Regions from separate parts of the Homo sapiens genome. Here region 1 is linked to region 2. The links are chromatin loops, found by intact Hi-C in ENCODE. Cell type or tissue: MCF 10A. All regions are shown on one strand. Each heading gives the region's core, and the rest is flanking DNA. Links, peaks and the distances in the headings are about the cores only. Region 1 holds the start of LOC124903903 (a long non-coding RNA gene). Region 2 has its middle 160 kb from the start of AIPL1.

Region 1 (8,822 bases), core at 2,414-7,413, 570 kb before region 2:
CTCAGATATGTTTACCTCCATTGATCTCTAGGGGCCGGCAGACTGTCCTTGACTGGTGCTATGATTTGAATGTGTGCCCCAGATTTCATGTGTTGAAAACTTAATCCCCAAATTCATATGTTGATTAGGAGTGGGAGCTTTGGGAGGTAATTAGGATTAGATAAGGGCATCAGAGTGAAGCTGCTGGGATGGGACTGGAGGCTTTATAAGAAAAGGAATGGAGACCTGAGCTGGCATGCTCTTGCCCTCTTGCCATGTGATAACTTCAGCCTTGTTATGACAAAGCATGAAGGTCCCTACAAGATGCTGGTGCCGTGTACTTGGACTTCCCAGCCTCCAGAACCATGAGCTAAATGAACTTCTTTTTTAGAAAAATAAATCACCCAGTCTGTGGTATTCTGTTATAGCAATAGCAACAGAAAACAGACTAAGACAACGGGAACACAGGCATTTATGGATGTGCTTAGCAAGCCTGGGTTGGGGCCCCAGCTCCTTCTATCCATGTAAATGGCAAGGGGCCCAGGACAAAGGGAGCAGAGCAAACAATGCTCAGAAAGGGGGCCTGGGAGTCAGAGGAGGGCTTGTTCTGAGAAACAACATAATGGCTGCTGCTTGAAAGTCCTCCCTTGCTACCTGTTGACCCAATCGCCATGGCAACTTGTGTTTACTCTGGGAAGAGTTGCTATTGTCAAAAAGAGAGCTATAACTCCCAAGGGCCCAAGCAACCCTTGGGGAGCCCATCTAGGTGTATGAAGTTAGTGGTGAGGGAGCGTGTCTGCAGCCACTCTGCAGTGGCGATTATGGAGCAAGAACAGGGGAGCATCCCGGGGGATCTGCGCCTGGGGCAGTGGAGAAGTGGGCAGCAGACTTGGCTCAGTGGCAACAGCAGAAAGTGTGGGAAGAACAGGGTGTTGTGCTGGAGACCAGGATCCCAGTGGAAATTGAGACTGAGAGAGGAAGACAGAGGGAGGGAACTAGGGGAAACAGTCTTGGGGCTTGATGCTGTGACTTCATATGTGTCATTTGGGTTACAAATATGAATATGGGATAGTAGGGGGATGGTTCAGCTGCCTCAACCTGTCTTTGTAACAGTCATGGCATTCTGCATAGTGAAAAGATCAGAATGGAGCAGGAGTTTATAAGCTCAAATTCATCTTGCAGACATGTTTCACGAAGGTCAAAAATTGGGTACCTTTAGGCAGGTCCTACCTTCTAATTGCCATGCACCCCACCCCTTCCTACTGTCTCACACCTGGCCCAGTTCACTTATTGCTATCACTTGCCTAAGCCCTGGAGGTATGTGAGTTTGCAGCCTGTGGGTGGATGTCCTCCAAGGGCCTTTCCAGCTCTCATGTTACAAAGTGGCTTTGCAGCCCTCGTCTCACTTGCCGTCCTCCATCCCACCCCCTCATATCCAGAGCTCCCCTAAGAACCACTCCCCCTTCTCCATGCACATCTGCCTCATGCCTGCCTTGCTTAGGCTGCCCTACCTGCCTGCAAGCCCTTCCACTCTGGAGACCTCCAACTTGTCTTCCAAGTCTCCATTCAGGGTTCTCCAGCTTCATGATGTCTTTTCCTTGTCCCCTCTGATGCAGTCTGAGCACTCCTGTCTTTGTGTCCTCACTTTGGCCAGACACTGTGATGGCTTTTGTCCTTGTCTCCCTTGGCTGCTAGCCTTGGAGCAGCATGGGGCCTACGCTCTGCTCATCTCCCAGTTTTTGGTGCCTAGCATGGTGCTATAGGAGGGAAGGTATTACATCTCCGTACACTGCTGAGTAATCAGGCACTGGCTCAGAGAGGTTCACCATGTTGTCCAGGGTCACACAGCTAATGAGATAAGCAGAGTTAGTACCAGAATTCAGGTCTTCTTCCTTGAAGTGTCCACTGGGCTTTCTCTGCACCAGGTATCACAACTTGCAGGGAAAACCCAGGATGCTTTAATCATTTGAAATGAACCAGGCAATAGATTAGTGATGAGAAATAATGGATATGGCTGATCTATCTGTCTGTCTGTCTAACATATATATGAGATATATGTCAATATATATACTCCACAGAGATGACCGAGTGGGTGCTATTCAGAAAACACATCGGAGTTAGTCCTTTCCCCAGAAAGTTGACCTCCACTCTTGGGCATCCTCTTCTGGATCGAGGAAGGTCCTGTTGGGTAAGGACTCCCAAAGCATCAGCTGAGTACACTGGCATTGTTCCATGTCAGGGTGTGGATGGAAGAATGCCTGTTTAGTCATGTGGGCTCTGCAGCCACAGTTCAAATCCCAGCTCTGCAACTTATGAGCTGTGTGACCCTGGATAAATGAGCTAACCCTTCTGTGCCGCAGTTTCCTTATTTATAACCAACTCATGGTGATAGTTTCTAGCCTCTTGAGGCATTGAGAGGATTGATGCTGTGACCTCATATGTATCATTTGGGTTACAAATATGAATATGGGATGGCAGGGGGGTGGTCCATCTGGCCTCAACCTGTCTTTGTAACAGTCGTGACATTCTGCATATATATACTCCCATATACATGAGAGGATTAAATGAGTTAACCCGTGTAAAGCACACAGTGAGCCCTAATGTGAGTGCCTCTGCCATTAATATTGTCAGTTTGTCTGTGAGTGGGCAAGAGGGCCTGGCACTAGAAATCAGGGGACGTGGCCCTGGTCTGGCTCTGCCTTTGGCTATCCTTCCCCAACTCTCCTGCAGGGGGCAGGATGGGTGGGTTCCATGTTCTTGGGGATTTTTGCAATTCCTTTGCCCCTGCAGCACTCTTCTCTGTGGCTTCTGCAACTGCTTTGGGACGAAGCCTCTTGAGTAGATGAAAGGGAGTGGGAAGTTGAGAGCATCCCCGCTCCCTGCCACCTCCTGCGTCTTCTTAATGAGCTGCCACTATCTCTGTGGGGTGTGGGGTCGTGCTAGCTCCCATCTGGAGGGAGGCTGGCTCTGACCTTGCTCTCCAGGTGCCAGCTCACCTCCAGGGAGGTAGTTTCCCGAATGCTGACCCCAGGCCAGGCCCTGTCCTCCAGGGACTCAAAGTCACTTTACACTTCAGGGCAGCGAGTGCAGTGCAGGCCAAGCACAGGGGACTGGGTGATCCCAGCCAGGAGGGGAGGGGCTCAAGGAGAGGGTCGGGAGGAGGTGACCCGGGAATACTGAAGGTCCAGTAGGAGGTGATTAGAGGGTTAAGGGTGAGCATTCCAGGAAGACAATGGCCTGGGCTGAGGCCACAGAGGAACAAGCTAGCCATGTTCAGTTGTTCAGCGGGCTAGGGTGGAAAATGGCCAGATTCCAACCTCCTAGCCTGGGAGGATCACTTCTGGGAGGGAGAACCTAGGCCCCGGCCAGGATTCCTGTGGTCAGTTTGGGCTGAGGAAGGTGGGATGCTGAGCCCATTGCTTCTCTGGTTTTAAGCCCTTTTCAGTGTATCTTGGAAAAGAAAACACACCTCTTCTTCTGTGCCTCTTCTTCCTGGGGGCAGGGGGTAGGCTTAAAAGTGGCATTAAACACCTTATTCCCAAAGCCCTGGGATGTCAATGATGGGGTTCCCTGATGAGCTCCTGGGTGTTGCTCACCTTCATGCCAGCCTCCCGGCCTTCCTGCATTATGAAGGAAGCTCCAGAAGCCCAGCTTTGGCCAGCTGCAAAGCCAGTGGGGGCCCAGTGCTGGGAGGCCATATGGGGAGCTGGGCAGAGGGGTACCTTGGCCGACCTAGGGACTTCAAGCTGGTCCCTGAGCTAAGCAATTGCGCGGCGGTGCTCAGGGCAGGCCTGCCTTTCTGGGCCTTCAGACTTCCCACCATCTGCTTAGTGAGGCCCTCTGTTTAAATTCTCTACTTGTCTCGGCTTCCACAAAATAATTAGCATCTATTCGTTCCTAGAGCTTGCTTGGCGACATTAGTCATTGTAGGAGCTTTCAGTGCGGCTTGCAGAAATTTCCATTTGATGCAAAGTTGAAAATGGCTTAAGTGGGACTCCACGGGCCCCACTTACTTTACCAGCATCTGGTGCCTTGGTTTGTTTCCTCCTACCTGCTTCTTTGCTGCCTTCTGAGCAGGTGTGGGGCCTGATGATGACAAAGGGAGAGGAGGGCACTCAGACAAGAGAGGATGCTGTCCTCCTGGGACACCGTGGGGAAGGAGACTCACAAGGAAAACCCATCTGGGGTGGGAGAGGGAGGAGGAGGTTTTTAGTGCTGCAGCCACCTAGGCCCTTCCCGCAGGGACAGAGCTTTTGTAAGGGAGCGATTTATGTGTTGAGCTGCAAAGGAGGCCACATAAACCCAATCCCGGTTCAGGCATGAAATCCGCTGCAGAACAATTCTCTGACATATTTGCTTACAAAACTAACATGCACGATTGCAGAACAACCTGCTCTCTGAGGCATGAGTGGCTCAAAGCCCTTTGGCTTTTCTTGAAAGCAGTGCTTTGGCTCTCATGAGAACCCAGCTGCTCTAGCGTTGGTCAGTTTACATATTCCTGAGCCAGAGAAAGGGAGAAGGTGCTGCCTCCTGGCGGTCCTGTGGGGAATGAATGTGGGGCAAGCCAGTTCCTGAAATCATGCTTCACACTCCCTGGGCTGCAAAATGCTTTCCTTCCATCAACCCTCTCAGGTGGATGTTAAGGTCTTATCTGAGCCAATGGGGAGATGGACATTCAGGGAGAGGAAGGGCCATGCTTTGTGATTCTGGCCTTTCTTTGCCTATCTGTAAAATGATCTGGTTGTCTGTAATCCCAGCACTTTGGGAGGCCGAGACGGGCAGATCACCTGAGGTCAGGAGTTCGAGACCAGCCTGGCCAACATGGTGAAACCTTGTCTCTACTAAAAAATACAAAAATTAGCAAGGCTTGGTGGTGGGCACCTGTGGTTCCAGCTACTAGGGAAGCTGAGGCAGGAGGATTGCTTCAATCCAGGAGGCAGAGGTTGCAGTGAGCTGAGATCGTGCTACTGTACTCCAGCCTGGGCAACAGAGTGAGACCCTGTCTCAAAAAAAAAAAAAAAAAAAAAGGACCTGGTTGGACAAAGCAATCTCTGAGGGCTGTCCACATTTAGTCTCTCCCTTGTGGTGTGCATTGGGCCTGAGGGGTTTTACCCCTATGGCGGTCCACAGGGGGACCCTGCCCTGGTCAGTGGCCCATGCAGCAAGACGCATGGTGCTGTGCGACGCTTTGGGTCTGCAGTGTAAGACAGATCTGGGTCCAAGCCCTGGCCTGGCCCTGTTTTAGCTGTCCGGTCTATGGCAAGTTGGCTTCCCTGGCTGGATCTTGGTTTTCTTCTCATCCACAAAGTGGGGTCAGCTCCCTCTTCTGCCTGCCTTATGCCTCACTCCAGTGTGAGTGTCAAAGAAGAGAATCAATATGGAAATGCCTTGTGGATGAAAAGGTGGTGTTTGATTTTCTTTTGCAAAACATGATATATGCAAATTATACCAGAAATCAAATCTCACAAAAAGATGATGAAAGATAAGCTTCCCTTCCTACCTGTCTCCCACTTCTTCTCTCTAGATACAACCTATTATTACTCCTTGTGTGCGCTTCCTTAGAGACTTTCCATATGTCCAATATATATGTGCAAAGAGTGACATCTCAAGTATTTATACATCCATCTATCTATCTCACTTAGATGATTTTTAGGACTTTTAGAAATATCCGTTCAGCAAATATCCACTTTCCTTCTCTTCCTCCCAGGAAAATGCTCCCTGGCCCCATTGGTATTGGACTTGGCCATGACTTACTCTGGCTAATGGGATATGAACCAGTGTGACATGAACAAAGATTTGAAATATAGTTGGTAGAAATCTCCTCTAGTGCTTCTGCCATGACCATGAGAGGAATAAGCCCTAGCTAGCTGGCTGATCCCAGAAGAATGAGAGCTGTGGATTGGAGCCACTCCAGCCTATCTGTGGGAGTGTAGAAGAAAAAGAAAACTGTCCCAACTGACTGCACACCTTTGAGCCTGAAAATAATGCTTATTGTTGTATGTCATTGAGTTTTGGGGATGTTTGTCATGTAGCAATTGCTAACTGATACAATATATATGTTTACTTTTTTTCTAAACTGTATGGGAACATATATACAATATTGTGCACCTTGCTTTCTTCACATAATGTGTATTGGAAATTGCTCTGTATTGGTACATGTACATGTCTCTCAATTTTAATGGCTGTATAATATTCCATCTTATAGTATGTTCCTTATTGATGGATGGGTAGGTTGCTTCTGTCTTTTCCTATTATAGGTTGAATATCCCTTATCTGATGCTTAGGACCAGAAATGTTTTGGAGTTCAGATTTTTTTGGATTTTGGAATGTTTGCATTATGTACTTACTAGTTGAGCATCCCTAATCCAGAAATCTGAAATCTGAAATATTTCAATGAGCATTTACCTTTGAGTGTCATGTTGGTACTCAAAAAGTTTTGAATTTTGAAGCATTAAATGATGATTTTGGATTTGGGATGCTCAACTTGTACAACAATATTGTAATGACTCATAATTATATTGCAGGACAAGTACCTGGAAGGAGAAATTACCAGGTCAAAGAGTATGTTCAAAACTGTTGAACCAATTTACACTCTCACCATCCGTATATGACAACTGTTGTTTCCCCACAATAGGGATATTACTTTGAGGATGCCTCTTTACTGCAGCAGAAGTTCTGATTCTTGTTCTACAGCCCCACAGTCTTCAAACCTCACCATGAGGTTTCAAAAAGCAGTGTTTTCCCAGAGTGGTATGTGATTTTAGGTGGTACCAGAGACGATTTTTAAAAGGTACACAGAAAAGATACTAATGAACAATGAATCACGCAGTGATAAAATGATTCACTTTCCAAATCTCTACTGCTCCTCTGATTCCATCAGGGAGAAAGTCCCAGCTGGATGCTGATGTATTTTAACACTTCTCTAGCAGTTGCTAATTTTCCCTTGAACTCAGAGCCTTCGGTGGGCAGTAGTACTTAGCTTTCACTGGATTCATTAAAAAAAATTAATTTGTTTTTAATGGACAAATAAAAACTAAATATATTTATCATGTACAATGTGATGTTTTGAAATGTATATGTGGTGGAATGACTAAATTGAGTTATTTAACATACGCATTACTTCACATCCTTACCATTTTTTTATGGTAAGAACACTTAAAATCTACTGTCTTAGCATAATTTTCAAGAATACAATACATACTTATGGTCACTATGTTGTACAATAGACCTCTTGAACTCATTCCTCGTATTTAACTAACATGTTGTATCCTTTGACCAATCCTCATTTCCTGGTAATCACTGTATTCATTTTTTACCAGTTAATTTTATTTACTGGCTAATGTTCCTGATTTTTCTTTGTTGGAGAGTGATTGCAAATTTCCTTTGAAAATAAATTTATTTCATTACAAAAAGCTTGTGCTCAGATTTATTTACTTTTTTTTTGGAAGTAATGTTAGACATACAGAAGGGTGGCAAAAATGGTACAGGGCTTCCTATATTCCCTTCACTCTGCTTCCACCAGTGCTAACACCTTACATAACCGCAGGACAATTATGGAAACCAGAAAATTAACATCGATTTGATACTCTTGACTAATCTACAGACCTTATTTGAATTTTGCCAGTTTTCCCACTAGTGTCCTTTTTCTTGTCCAGATCTAATCCAAGATCCCACATTGCCTTTACTAGTTGATATGGTTTGATTGATAGGTCTACACTCAAATCTCATGTCGAATTGCAATCCCCAGTGTTTGAGGTGGGCCTAGTGGGAGGTAATTGGATCATGGGGTGGATTTCCCCCTTTGGTGCTGTTCTTGTGATAGAGTTCTCATGAGATCTGGTTGTTTAAAACTGTGCAGCACCTCCTCCTCCTCTCTGTTCCTCCTCCTCTGGCCATGTGAAGATGTGCCTGTTTCCCCTTCACCTTCTACTATATTGTAAGTTTCTTGAGACCCCCCAGCCATGCTTCCTGTACAGCCTGCAGAACCATGAGCCAATTAACCTCTTTTCTTTATAAATCACCCAGTCTCAGATATTTCTTTGTAACAGTGTGAGAGTGGACTAATACAGTAGTCCCAGCTATTTAATTTCCCCCACATTGTGACAGTTCTTATGTCTTTATCTTTCATGATCTTGATAAGTTTGAAGAGAACTGGCCAGTTATTTTGTAGATCATCACTTAACTTGGGTTTGTCTGGTATTTTCTCATGCATACCACAGAAGTGATGTTTTGCCATTCTCAATACATCTTAGGAAGAGGTACATGATGTCATATGGCTTAGGTGACCCATGCTTGGCAGAGGTTTGGGAAAACCTTGCATAGGTGGAGACAGTTTGTGGTTGTCCTCTGGTAACTTCTGTGATGTGGATCTGTGTCTGGGCAATAGTCCTCCCGATCCTGGCCTGCCATGAGGAGGCCGACCACCCTCTGCCCTTGTCAAAACTCATGGTGCAGCTCTGAAGTGTCTATGATGGAAACCAGCAACCCCATCCCCAGCACCCTGCTTCCTAACGTTGGTCCTGAATGGTGACTGAGCTAAGACTCTATTGAGCTTTCATTTCTGTGCCTTCTGAGACATGTTCATGCTGGTTCAGATGAAAGGTGCGAGACAGCTCTTTGGATTTGATCTTCCCTCAGATGAAACATTTTAGGCTAGAAAATAAAGACGTCCCAGGCAGGTGGGAGTCAGTGACACCCTTGATAGAGGCATCTCTGCAGTTTTTCCTTTCAACCCCAAAAGAGATTTTCCCAACTGATATTGCTCACCATCTGTTGCCAAGCTATTGCTTTGTTTGACTTTCTTTCCCTTCATGTTTTGGAAAATGTTCTGTGAAATCCCAATC
Region 2 (8,822 bases), core at 1,679-6,678:
CTGCTTCCAGTAAAGCCTAAGGCTAAAAACAGCTCAGGAGAAGGCAGACCTGAGAGCTGGAGAGGTAGAGCCCTGAAAGCATGGTGCCTAAAGCCATATCTAGGGGTGTTGCTACTTGGGGGTCTCTTGAGCCTCAAGCCGTTCCTGAGGCCTTGACTTCCAGCTCTGCTGTGCCTCACAGCATCCAAGGAGAGATTCTTATTCACCAGACAACCCTCTTCTCTGGACAGAGGCTCCTAGGAGATGCCAGAATTGTTAAGGCCATCTGGCCCTGTCTATGTGACCTTAAGTGGCTTGTTGCCCATCTCTGGGGCTCAGCCTGTCTTCTGTGCAAGGAAGGACGAGGACTTGATGGTCTCAAGGACACTTCCAGTTTTGACCTTCTACTTCCTAAGGGTATTTAATCTACAGGCAGACAAGGGATGGCCCAGCCTGCCCCACATCTGTTCGTGGTGAGCACAGCAGTTTCCAGAGAGAAGCCATTTGCCCAGGACCCAGCAGGAAGAGCAATAAAGAAATCCCTCAGCTTCCATATTCTAATTAAATCAGCACAAATTTAATTTGGATGTAATTTTTAAAACATGACCCATAAAAATATCCACAAGCACTGCTCTATTGGGCCTCCTGGAGGAAAGATGGCCTCAGAGGCCAACAAAAGGCCTGATTGGCGCTTTAATCAATAGGTATCTGCGAGGAGACAGTAGAAGGCTCCAGGGGATCTGTGTGTGCTCAGGAGGGCGTTCCTGTGAAACCAGGGATGCGAAGGGCACCAGGACAAGGTAGAGTCAAGAAGACACTGTGGGCTGGGAACGGTGACTCATGTCTGTAATCCCAGCACTTTGGGAGGCCAAGGCGGGTAGATCATGAGGTCAGGAGTTCAAGACCAGCCTTGCCAACATAATGAAACCCCGTCTCTGCTAAAAACACAAAAATTAGCCGGGCGTGGTGGCATGCGCCTGTAGTCCCAGCTGCTCGGGAGGCTGAGGCAGGAGAATCACTTGAATCCAGGAGGCAAAGTTTGCAGTGAACCGAGACCGTGCCATTGAACTCCCGCCTGGGCAACAGAGTGAGACTCCATCTCAAATAAATAAATAAATAAATAAATAAATAAATAAATAAATAAACAAAAAAACAAACAAACAAAGACACCACGAGGCCTTCTGTGATGCTTCAAGGCAAAGGAGGGGAAGAGACAACAGTTCAGGACCAACCTAAAGTGACAGCAGTGTAAGATCAGCCCGAAGTGGGCATGGATGACCATTCCAGAGGCTGGAAGATCGACAGGCTGCACAGTGGGGTCACTAGCTGGGGGCTTGTCGAGTCCCTTAATCCACCTAAGACTCAGTTTTCTTGTCTCTAAAATAGGAATTCTGATACCTGCCTTGTGCACCTCATAGAGTGGTTTTGGAACCAAGGCTGGGATGAAAGCCCCTTGGAAATGGTAAAGTCTCCTTCAAAGGCTAGAGGGCGCCAGGTCACCATCACCTCCTTATTAGTTGATCTTTTCCCAAAGGGGGCTTCAACGTTTCTACCCAGAGTTTATCCTAGAGGTAGCACAATGCAGTGGTCCAGTCTTGGCCTCCAATGGAGACCGCTTGGGTGAAAAGCCTGGCTCTGCCACTGTCTGGTGGTGGAGCCCCACACAAGCTTCTTAACTTCCCTTGGCCTCCCTTTCCTCATCTGTAAAATGGAGATGATGGACGTGATACTTACCTCCTAGGGATATTGGGATTTTAAAAATCCACTTGTGTGAAGTGCTAAGCTGTGGGCCTGCCCAAAAGCAGGTGTTTGTAATTACTGCAGTCGTGCCTGCCAGCCAGTTTCACTCCTCCTCCTCACTGGCACTGCTGCAATTCAGAACAGCCTTGCCCATGGATGCTCACCTGGACAGTGGGACCTTCCCACACCCCCTGCCTCCAGGGCCTCCTCTCCATCCCAGCCTCCTTGCCAGCTGCCAGAGGGTGGCTTACAAGGCCTGCTGCTTCCCTGGCCCCTTAGCATAGAGTCCTCCCTGCTGGGCACGGTACTCACAGCTTTTGCATAATCTGGCCCAAACACGCACCTCCAGCTTCACCTCCTTCCGCACCCACTCCATTCTCTAGCTGCTCTGAGCCGGCTTCCTGCTCCCTAAAGCCCATGTCCATCACATCTTTGTTCATTCACTTGCACCACACTCACATCTTAGAGTGTTTCCTCCCCATTACCTCTGTCACCCTGGAAAACTCCAAAGGTGCTTTCAACCCTGATTGCTCCATCTGCCACCCCAGTCTCTCGTGAGTGGCTCCTTGGCCTCCTTTTCCTGTTATATTCCCACCTTCTCCTGTTCACATACCACATTTTAGCAACACCAACTGCTCACAGGCTTCCCTGGTTTGGGCTGATGAGTAAGAGCTACTGTGGGTAGAGTTTCCCAGGGTGGGAATCCCAAGAGATGTGGAACCCTCAGTCCACACTCTTTAGCCCTAGAGGCCCAACAAGTTGGGACCAAAGGACTGAATCACCTTTTTCCTTCTAATGAGCCCTTTCCAGGGATTTTTTTTTTTTTCAGAGTTTCACTCTGTCACCCAGGCTGGAGTGCATTGGTGCAATCTCGGCTCACTGCAACCTCCGCCTCCCAGGTTCAAGCAACTCTCCTGCCTCAGCCTCCCGAGTAGCTGGGATTACAGATGCACACCACCAGGCCCAGCTAATTTTTGTATTTTTAGTAGAGATGGGGTTTCATCACGTTGGCCAGGCTGATCTTGAACTCCTGACCTCAAGTGATCCACCTGCCTCGGCCTCCCAAACTGCTGGGATTACAGGCGTGAGCCACAGTGCCCGGCCTCCAGCTTATTTTTATGCATATGCTTTCATTTTTAATTTTGTTGAGAAATTTTAAAGATACAGGAAAAACATAAAATCAGCACCCCATATGCACCTACTTATCCACCATGCAGAACTGACAATTTGTTCATGTTACTTGCTTTGTCTTCCTTTTTAGAAATTTATAAAATTTAAATCACATATGTATTATGACATGACAGCCAGACTCAAAGTCTCTTTCTTCCTCATTCCTAATTCTATTTTCTTTCATCCTGCCAAGGCAAACATGATCATGAATTAAATGTGCACTTCTCTGGTTCCATTTTTAAACTTTGGCATAGACACAGAAACCCCTGATAATTCGTAGTATTGCTTCGTGTGTGTTGATCAGCATAAGGGGTAGAATTTCAACATAACCTTCTTCTCTGCTTTCTGCAACACACTCTTCTCATTCAACATGATCGTCTTGAGATTTATCCATATTGCTGCGTGAATCTAGCACATTCCTTTAATTGCTTTTAATTTTATTTTATGAATAGACTCCATTTTATTCAGTTACTCCTCTGATTGCCTGAAATCTAAGTTGTTTCCCTTTTTTTTTTTGTCATTAATTAGTGCTGCAGTAAATACCCTTGCACACCCCTGGGGGGGTTTCTCTAAGGTGGAAACCTAGATGTGGAATTGCTGGTCTTAGCTTTCGTTGCATTTTCAGTGTGGCTGGATATTGCCAAACTCCTCTGCAAAGTGGCTGTGCTAATTCTCACTACTACCAGCAATGTCTGAGTGTGTCTATTTGCAGGAGGCCCTCATTTTATAGGAGAGAAACTGAGGCTCAGACCAGGCAATGGAATTGCCCAAGATCCTGCAGCTAGTCAGTGGTGGAGCCTCGATTAGGACTTGGGCTCTGGACACCACACAAAGGAATGAACTTCCAGAAACATCCTCCTTTTGCCCAGCCAGAGTCAAATTAATGACAAATCTTCCCTTGACCTCTGTCTGATCGGTCTTTGTCCAACCTTGGGAAACACTTGTATTAGTTTCTACTTTGCTAAGAAAGAAAAAAAAAACTCATAATAAAAGTTACTGGCTAATAACAAGTATCTTGTGTCATGGAAATTTTGCATATATTCTTCAACAATAAAAATGAAAACATGTTTTCCTTTAGTAAAGGAATTTCTGTTCTACTGCACTTATCACCCCTGGGAAGGAAATCTGATGTACCTTGACTCTATTTTATGACCATCTTGGAGAACAGCGATGTTGTCAATGGAAGCATGAAGAAACTATAGGAATAAAATTAGACAGAGATGGAGACAATGATACTAAAATAAATATCATTTGAAATTGGATTTTGTGGTAACAGCACAGCAGTCGTCACTGGGAGCGTGAAGGTCACGCGTCAGACATGGAGAACACCAGGCCCTGGTGCCAAAACATTTTGCTTCCAAAAGCATGGTCCTCCCTGGACTGCTTTCAAGGTTGCCTTTACCTGTAACACCTCCATCCACACAAGGCACGGTCAGTGCAGAAACACGTGACAAGGCTGACACACAAAGATGGGCGAGTCGGGGCACGGGGAAGGAAGTTCACCTGTCAGGCCAAACTCAGATCACAGCCGCCAGGTGAGCCACTGGGTGGTGCCAGAAAGGTTCCTGCAGATGTCCTGGCAGAGAAAGGTGGAGAAAGATCCCCGCCTAGTGGAACAGACAGTGGTCAGGAGATAAGGGAGATCCCAACACTAGTTACTTGTTTATTGCCTCTCCCATCTACCAGACTTTTTCTTTTCTTTTTCTTTTTCTTTTTCTTTTTCCTTTTTTTTTTTTTTTTTTTTTGTGAGATGGAGTTTTGCTCTGTCACCAGGCTGGAGTGCAGTGGTGCAATCTCAGCTCACTGCAACCTCCGCCTCCCGGGTTCAAGCTATTCTCCTGCCTCAGGCTCCCGAGTAGCTGGGACTATAGGCTCCTGCTGCCATGCCCAGCTAGTTTTTTGCATTTTAGTAGAGATGGGGTTTCACCATGTTTCCTAGGCTGGTCTCGATCTCCTGACGTCGTGATCCGCCCGCTTCAGCCTCCCAAAGTGCAGGCATTACAGGCGTGAGCCACCCACACTCAGCCTACCAGACTTTAAACTTCTTGACAGCTATAGCTTTTTCTCTGATTATCTTAATATTTCCAAAGTTTAGAAATGTTCCTAACACATAGTAGGTACTCAATAAATGTTAGTTTTTGAGTCAATGACTGAATGAATCCTGGGAACATCATCCCCAGCCAAGCCAGAGCTCAGCTTGTCCAGGCTGCAGCAGACTATCTGGCAGTAGATCACCCAACCCAGTCCAGCCTTGAAGAACCCCTCCCACCAGATTCCCCCTCCATGAAGCCTCTTCTAGTTGCTCCAGGGGGGCTCTCTAGTCTTTTTTAAAAAATATCCTGCTTCCTTCAGAGTAAGCCCCATACAATCAGGCAAGTATTCCTGGAGTTCTCTTGGCAACTTCCTCTCCCCGTGGTACATCAGTCACCAAAGCCCTCTCCACTCCACCTTCCAAGTCCCCTTCCCCTGCCTTAGGCCAAATCCCATCTTCTCAGCCAGTCTCCCTGACTTCAGACCTACTACCTTGTAGCAGGCAGTTTTCACTTGGTTATGCTGCAGTAACAAACAACCTCTCAGTTTCAGAATCTTGCAACAGCAAGATCTAGTTGCAACTCTCCTGCACTGGCGGGATCCAGGATTCAGGCTGGAGCAACAGTCTCTGTCTGAGACATGCCATTTTCCTAGCAAGAAAAGGCGAGAGAGCAGCACAAAAATGCAATGCCTCTGTGGTGGTTTTAAAATCTTTTTTACAAATGTTTTTATACTCCTTGCTTCGAGAGGTGGAGTTTAATTCTCCTCCCCTTGAGTATAAGTTGGAGTTAGTGACCCACTTATAATTACCAGCCCATAGCAGAACTGCTGGTGTGTAGTCTCTGAAAATAGGTCATAAAAGCACTGTGGCTCATTCTTGGATCTTGGAGCACTGCTCTGGGGCAGGCCAGCTGCCATGTCACTAGGACACTCGGCATCTTTATGGAGGAGACGTTGTGGTGAGGGACGGAGGCCTCCTGCCAACAGCCAGCACTACTGGCTATGTGAGGGAGCCACCTTGGAAGCAGATCCTCCAGCCCCAGTCAAGTCTTCGGATGACTGTGGCCCAACTGATATCTTGGCTGAAACCTCAAGGGTGACTGAGCCAGAACCAACCGGCAATGCTCCTCCTAGACTCCTTTCCCAGAGAAACTGTGTGAGATAATAAATATTTATTGTGTTGGGCCACTATGTTTAAGGGTAATTCATTATGCAGCAGTAGATAACTAACACAGCCTTTTAAAGCTTCTGGTCAGAATTGGTGTATGTCACTCTACTCTCATTTAATTGGCCAAAACAGATCACAAGATCAGCCTGGCATCAAATACCTATGGAAACATTGCAAGTCATAGAGGAATGGGTAAGGAAATATAGCCTGCTTACAGGAAGAGGGAGTGAATGGTTAAGCACAATAGTAGAGTTCACCATATCCTACCCCAATTCGTCCTGTTCCTTCTCCCACCATAAAACACAAAGTTGACCATATCAGCTTCCGTTCTTAAAACACTTTAGTGGCTCTTCGATGCCTCCAGCACAAAGTGTTACCTCTTCCATCAATCCTTCCAGGCTTCCATGTTCTTCCTCTGCCTCAGTGCCACCCTCTATCAGCTTGTGACTCTATCCTGTGCTCTGATTTGTCTGTTCACCTGTGCATCTCCTTGATAGCAGAGACCACACTGATTCATCTTTCTCTCCTGATTTCTCAGCACAGGGTCAGATGGTCTAATTTTGTGATGAATGGATGGATGACTGGATGGATGGATGGATGGATGGATAGATAGATAGATGGGTAAATGGAAGGCTGAATAGATGCAGGGAGGGACAGGCAGCAGAGAAAGTATGGGGATAAATGAGCAGCAATCCTTTGGAGTTTTGCAGCTGTTGCATATGTGAGCCTTCTCTCTCTGACCAGACAAGCAACTTCTACCTCCGAACCCTGGCCTGGGAATCAGGAATCAAAAGGTGTGTGTTAAAGTCTTGGCCTTGTCTTGTAATGGTTTTGTGGCATTGGGAAGGTTCAAAGTTTTAATCACTAGTGAAAGTTAAAAATGCCTGAGGAACAAAATCAAAATGAATGAAGATCTGATACAGTGCCTTACAGACTGATATATACTGCGCCTGTGAGGTGTGCCCCTCTCCAGCCTCTCCCATGTGCTGCAAATAAGCATAGAGGTGGACTGTCAGTGTCCTATGTCCCTGAGAACCTTGAGTAAACCACAAGCTGCCCTTAGGACCTGGCTGTGAGACTGCAGGACAAGGGCCTGGACAATGGAGGAGAAACAGATACCTGGAACTGTCACCAAAGGCCCCTACAACTCCTCTGGAGGGCAGCCTCAGGATGGGAATAACTTTGGGCTCTCCTTTCTTTATCATAACAGTCACCGTGGTGATAGTGGCCACCACCATTCTCTGCAGGCCACCAGGCACTGGTCCACAGAGCTCTGGGAGATGAGCAGCACACGGCTGTCTACCCTGCCATGCGGGTAGATTCACAGAAGCCATGTGTCTTTGGCCTGACTCTGTCTTCCTGGCTAGAGCCCATTGGTCCAGACAGGAACATTTGACCCCAGGTGAGCTTTAAATGTTGAACAGAGAGTTTTGGAGCCAAGTCACATCAAGGGTGGGGTGGTCTGGAAGGTGCCAAAAACCCCTGCTGATTACAACAATTTTCCTTGTTGCTCAAACTCATTAGAGATGGTTTTTGTCATTTGAAGCTAAAGGATCCTTTAAACCTCATGACAGGCCGGGTGCAGTGGCTCACGCCTGTAATCCCAGCACTTTGGGAGGCCAAGGCAGGTGTATCACAAGGTCAGGAGATGGAGACCATCCTGGCTAACATGTTGAAACCCCGTCTCTAATAAAAATACAAAAAAATTAGCCAAGCACGGTGGTGCGTGCCTGTAGTCCCAGCTACTCCGGAGGCTGAGGCAGGAGAATGGCATGAATCTGGGAGGCGGAGCTTGCAGTGAGCCAAGATGGCACAACTGCACTCCAGCCTGGGTGACAGAGCGAGACTCCATCTCAAAACAAACAAACAAACAAAACAAAACAAAACAAAAAAAACCTCATGACAAACCAGCAAAAAAAAAAAAAAAAAAAACCACAACATTTTATTGTGCCCATTTCACAGATAAAGGAACTAAGAAGCTGAGAGCTGTATCGACCAGCTCAAGTCCCTCAGCTAAGAAAGTACAGAGGAAAAGTAGTGCCTCACCAGTCCCATTATCTCAACAGTCCTCACAATAGCCCCACTGTGAGGACTGGCAGAGCAGCATGTTCATTCCCAATTTGCAGATGAGAAAACTGAGGCTCCAAAAAGAGAAGTGACTTTCCCAAGGTCATACCATGAGCAAGCAACCGAAAGGACCCAAACCAAAGTTTTCAGACTCTTGTCCAAGGGCTCTTTGCCCTGCCCCTGCCCCCTACTCCCAGGATCCCTTCTGCTAGCAGCTCCCCTAAAGTGCTGACCTTGTGCCCTGAATCTACCTACTCACTCAGAGAGAAGTTATGTGGCCTTGGAGCTACTTCCTGAACAAGCAAAGGAACAGCTGCTGGCCCCAGCCTAGGAGAAGAGAGAGCCTTTGTAAGAGTTAAAGAAAGAGGAAAGAAACTCGAAGTGTGCCTCAACAGTCAAAGACAGGTTTATTTTAGAGAAATAAATCTGAGAGGGGCTTCTGGCCAATTTCGGTCAGGAGCATTGTCTCTTACAGACTAAGAGTATATATTGGTTTTAGGGTGAGGGGGCTTATCACAAGCTTGGAATATTTCTGTGTTAGGGAGAAGTTTTATGGCGGGGTTGGAATGTCTCTGGTCAGAGGGGAGTTATCTCAGGGCTGGCATGTCTCTGGTTGGGGAGGGGTTTGAAATGTTTCTGGTTGGAGATGTGATTTGTGGTTTATGGT

What was found. A loop is a pair of places that touch in the nucleus more often than their neighbours do. Peaks named below come from ENCODE experiments on the same cell type or tissue, not always from the same donor. Only the 100,000 strongest peaks of a DNase experiment are listed, where the experiment ranks them.
Region 1: it touches region 2 in a loop (6-fold over the local background); 2 of 110 quality-filtered maps call a loop at or near these places.

What each region holds. Positions count from the first base shown.
Region 1 is chr17:5,702,527-5,711,348 of GRCh38, forward strand. It overlaps LOC124903903 (a long non-coding RNA gene), which reads right to left and starts at 1,575. Exons shown (of 2, transcript XR_007065592.1): 1 at 1,491-1,575. In MCF 10A, for the core only: CTCF peaks have their summits at 2,696 (motif pointing right) and 4,521 (motif pointing left); a DNase peak (open chromatin) is centred at 4,505.
Region 2 is chr17:6,275,443-6,284,264 of GRCh38, forward strand. No RefSeq gene overlaps it. Among named protein-coding and RNA genes, the nearest start is that of AIPL1, 160 kb to the right of the region's middle. In MCF 10A, for the core only: a CTCF peak has its summit at 4,451 (motif pointing right); a DNase peak (open chromatin) is centred at 4,439.